2 separate regions of the Mus musculus genome follow, and region 2 is linked to region 1. A link is a loop called in an ENCODE intact Hi-C map of the cell type or tissue named here. Cell type or tissue: gastrocnemius. All regions are shown on one strand.

Region 1 (2,500 bases):
GAAGTCTGTAGATGACTGGGTCCTTGGCTTCTCAGGAACTGTGTAGACAAAACACAAAATTAAAACTTCCCCTCCCACCTTCAGGAGCAGAGGCCTTAGTTCTAAGAGGATTCTTTTTATTTATCATTTAAGGGATCCAAAGAAGCAATTTCTCAAACTCCACAGAGAGCCTGTTTGTCTGGCAGGAGGTAGTGGAGAGGAGACAGGGAGATGGATTTGTGGGTTCTAGGAGCTGAGAGCCAGCCCTGCTTCCAAGGAGAGTGATTTCAGTACACATTACCCCAGGGCACTTGGCAGACAGACTTGGAGGTGGCTGGGCCTGAGGGTCCAGTCCAAGGGAGGCTGCCACAGAGATAAATGATGTGGGCCAAGGAGCCAGGGCCAGGTGGGCTTCCTGCAAAGGCCTTGGCTGGCCTCTGACATCAACAACTTCCTGGAGCCCAGGAACACTGAGGTGACACATTTTTCATTTTCTGTATTTCTTCTGCCAACAAGAAGAAACAAGAGCTTGGCAGTGGAAATTAAGTTGTTATAAGAAAATGGAGAGATTCTTAAACTTTCTGTTTGTGGACTGGGATTTACGGCCTTCCTCACCTGCCTCTGCACGCACCCCTTGTGCTAATCCAGTGAGGAGGGAAGGGCTTTGTTCACACTTTATGTCTGGACCTTCTGTCCTGGGCCCAAGAATAGGCCTCTAGCTGTGACCACAAAAGTATTCAGTGTGTCTCCCCCTCCCCACCCACCCCATTTCAATAACCATTCATCAAAGAGTTTTAAATGGAAAGCATTTGGTAAACACTGCTCAGTTTTTCCAGGCCCTTCCACCTCGGAGGGATCCGGCACATCATCTTCAGGAGACTGGATAGCCCTCAAGAGGCTGGGAAGCAGACTCCTTCCGGACAGACCTAATTAACACTGCGGACCCTTTCTGTCGCCCGCCTGGGTGTTCTGGCACAGGGTCTGCCTTACTGTTTAGACAATACCTAATCTTGGAAATGCCTCTGTTGAGGAGCCTCACCCCCCCCCCCCCAGCATATATTAAATTGACTACGCACTCAGCTGGGGGAGCAGAAATCAGACTCGGGAGGGAGAGACTGTTACCGAGAAACAGGAGGGGTAGAGATGTGACCAGGACTGAAACTACACTGAAATTCTGATTAAAGTACCAGACCCAGTTGCACAGAGGTTTCTCAGGAACACTCACACTGTTGAAAATAAACTGGAAAAAAAAAGTGACTACACACTGGCTCTCGTGTGCAGTTGTTTAACAGACATGGTGTGGCCTGTTTCCACTTCCTGACATATGGCTACTGATGAGGGAAAATCTATTTTGATTGCAGAGTGACCTTCAGCAGTTGGATGCTCTGAGAGATGAACAGCAGGCCACATTGTTTTCTTCTTGCTCACACGTCACTTTCTGGCCGTTCTTGACGGGTCATAAACACACATAGAATGCTAACTCAGTGGCTTGCTAGCTGTCCTCAAGTTGAAAAGGCACTTTTAAAAATAAATGTTCCTTATGTCTACTTTTTTCCACATTTTCAACTCTGACATTCAAGTGGCCATCACAGACCGTCAAGTAACACATTTGAAACCCAACTTTGGAGCCCCCCAGTGTGTTTCCTCCTCCAGGGCCTGTGGTGAAGCACCAGGCTATGCATGCTGTAGGTGAGATCATTAGAAACAGTGCTCGTTAGCCGTCATTACATTGCAAAGTAAGCTCAGTCTATTCTTCTAAGTTCCCATAGGAAGCTGTGTGTGCAACCAAGGCAGATGACTCCACCCAGGTTGATGAGATCCACTGTGGCAAACACTCAAGGTCTTCTCAGCCTGCTCAAGGCTGGGAAGGGCACATGCTATGTCATTCGTGAACATTCACCAGTGATCAATTACTTTGAAGCTGGCCTTGCTTGGATCTTCTTGTTAGAAAGCTGATATTCATCTTGGTTCCGGGACTCCACAGAACTTAGGAAATTAGTCTGAACAGGTGAGAGGGTGCGCCACAGAACCGGACAGCTTCTGGGACAGGCGGAGGCACAGAGCCACTGAGGCAGCACCCTTTGCGGGCCGCAGACAGCCGGCCACCATCCGGACCAGAGGACAGGTGTCTGCCTGGCTCAGGAGGCGGCCTCAGCCTCAGGAGCAGCGGGTGCCATCTTGGTTCCGGGACTCCGCCGAACTTAGGAATTTAGTCTGCACAGGTGAGAGTCTGCACCACAGAAGCTGACAGCTTCTGGGACCTGCCAAAGCAACACAGCTTCTGAGAAAGGTCCTGTTTTGGTCCTTCTTCTTCAGCCAGGAGTAGGTCCAAACACAAGATATCTGCACACCTTCTGTGTAAGAGAGCTTGCCAGCAGAGAGTGCTCTGAGCACTGAAACTCAGAGGAGAGAATCTGTCTCCCAGGTCTGCTGATAGACGGTAACAGAATCACCAGAAGAACAATCTCTAAACAGAGTCAACTATAACTACTAACTCCAGAGATTACCAGATGGCGAAAGG
Region 2 (2,500 bases), 180 kb before region 1:
CGGGGGGGGGGGGCAGTAAAGGAGAACTCGGAGGATCCAGAGAAATTAATATTATCTGAGTCCTGAGAGCCTCTGTCGGAAATATAAACAGTGTCTATTGTTCAGGCTTTGGGGAGTAAAGATGGAGGATCCAGGATCTTTCTCCTGGATTCTTTGGCTCACATTGATTTTCTGACAGATTTGAGCCATGGGAAAGCCCAAGCCCTGTTGTTGTCAGTGTGTAGTGCCTGCGTTGTTTTTCTGCACTGTTATAAAATAATGGTGATATTTAGTAACACAGAGTCTCATAATATCCTTATTTATCAAAAGAAAAATGGTTCTGTTAAAATTTTATTTACCAAGTCTTTTTAACTGTGGAAAATTAGGATATAAAGAATTTTCTTCTTAATTCTGGTTTAACTGAGTTTGCCCCACCTTATAAATTTTCTATATTTATGGCTAGTTAAGGATTTATACACAGCTTCAAATGCATGTATGCTAATGTCTTTTGTGTTTGTGTTTGTGTTTTGTTTTTGTTGTTGTTGTATTGAGAGATGGTCTTACTCTGTAGCCAAAGCTGGTTGGAATTTTCAGGAATCCTACTGCCTCAGTCTTCTGGGTGCTGAGATTACAGCCATGAGCCACCATCCTGGCTTGATTTTATATTTAATATTGTTTATGTTATGCAGTTTCCCTTTTCCTTCATTCCCCTCCCTATCCGATAAAAGTCAGCTGGGATACTTGCAAAATTCAGGTGCCTGGGCCTCTCCTCGGGAACCCAGTTCAGAAGCTGTGTGAGGTTGACCCATGCTGGGAATCCCAGCATCCTAGAGGCTGAGGCAGGAAGACCGGGAGATGGAGGCCAACATAGCTTACAAGTGAATTCAAGGCCAGCTTGGACTGCAGAGTGAGACTCTATCCAACAAAATAATTGATTAAAAATGAATTTTCAAAACTTAGCAGTTTGGATGCCCAGGCAGGGTGGGAAATGCTGCCTTTCTTACTCCTCCTACAGAGCCAGCATGCACTCTGTTCACAGTTCACAGAGAGTGGCAATGCCTGGCTGGCTGGATATTGGTGCTGCCAACAGGAATCCAGTAAGAACCAACTGTGTTTTTAAACAACAGTTCATACTTAGCCATCTGCTGTGCACTATGGTGATGGCACCATCCCATGGCTGCTTCCAGGAGTGGGGGCACAGGCTTCCTCCATACTGTTTGTACACAGGCCACCCCCTCCCCAGGACACAGCAGTACAGAGAAGAGCTATTTCACACAATTGTCAGCCTCTCAAGTCATCGTAAGCATGTGTCCCTCCCCTCATGGTCAAGGTACTGGATTATCAAATGACCAGAAAACCTACTTCAAAGTGCTGAAGTGCACGTGTGGTTCGAGGTTCTGTAAACACGGCCAGTCGACTCGTGGATTCTTCACTACCTAGAACTATTGCTCTTAAAAGTTCATTCTTTAATTTTGGACCCATTATATGTGCTTATGGTACAAATTCAAAAGACAAAAAAAAAAAAGGAAGATAGAAAACCTTAACTTTCTTTGTATCTATTCTTTGTCTCTCAATTCCCATCCCCAAAGGTAGCGACTGTCAATCTGAACCTTTCACATAAAAGCATCTATAATTTCCTAACAAATGTCAGCAATCCTACATGTATTCCTACCAGTTTGCTTTTTCTGCACAAAGATATATCTTTATGAGCATTCATATCCACACCCATGGGACTGCCTCAATTTTTAAAAAATTCTTCTGTATTCTATCTTCAGGAAGTTATTGATCCTATTTGATCACTTGAGAAACAGCCTTCCGTTCTCTTCTGTCCCCAGCCATGCTGTGGGGAACAACACCCATGCATGTACAAGTTCACACATCTACAATGTATTTGCAGAATGAATTTCTCAAAATAGCAAGACTGGTCAAAAGGTGTGTGCCTTGAATTTTGGTAGATATGACCAACTTCTTAGGGATTGTTGGGTTTATTCTCTGGCCATCAGTGCATAGGATACTCGAGTCTTCACAACCTTGCCAGTTAGATAGCTGCAAAACACAACTGTAGTTTAAGCCCTTGTTCCTGTCTCTGGGATGATGCCTTTCCATATGGTTTGAGCCACGTGCTTCCTTTTCCTACTATCCCGTCCCATTAGATTGTGATGTTTTCCTTCCTTCCTTCCTTCCTTCCTTCCTTCCTTCCTTCCTTCCTTCCTTCCTTCCTCCCTCCCTCCCTCCCTCCCTCCCTCCCTCCCTCCCTCCCTCCTTCCCCCTCTCTCTCTTTATTTCTCTTTCTTTCTTTCTTTCTTTCTTTCTTTCTTTCTTTCTTTCTTTCTTTCTTTCTTTCTTTCTTTTTCTTTCTTTCTTTCTTTCTTTCTTTCTTTCTTCCTTTCTTTCATGTACTTTGCCTACACATACACCCGTGCATCATCTTCATGTCTAGAGCTCGAGAAGAACAAAAGAGGGGAAGAGGGTACCAGATCTCCTCCAACCAGTAGTAAGACTTTCTTTCTTTCTTTCTTTC

What was found. A loop is a pair of places that touch in the nucleus more often than their neighbours do. Peaks named below come from ENCODE experiments on the same cell type or tissue, not always from the same donor. Only the 100,000 strongest peaks of a DNase experiment are listed, where the experiment ranks them.
Region 2: it touches region 1 in a loop (2.1-fold over the local background); 1 of 42 quality-filtered maps calls a loop at or near these places.

What each region holds. Positions count from the first base shown.
Region 1 is chr13:92,878,571-92,881,070 of GRCm38, reverse strand. No RefSeq gene overlaps it. Among named protein-coding and RNA genes, the nearest start is that of Gm31630, 3.2 kb to the left of the region's middle. In gastrocnemius, no CTCF peak of the experiment used is centred here; DNase peaks (open chromatin) are centred at 328 and 937; H3K27ac peaks cover 2,113 bases.
Region 2 is chr13:93,054,890-93,057,389 of GRCm38, reverse strand. All of the region lies in intron 9 of Cmya5 (cardiomyopathy associated 5), which reads left to right. Among named protein-coding and RNA genes, the nearest start is that of Gm31745, 2.9 kb to the left of the region's middle. In gastrocnemius, no CTCF peak of the experiment used is centred here; a DNase peak (open chromatin) is centred at 1,136.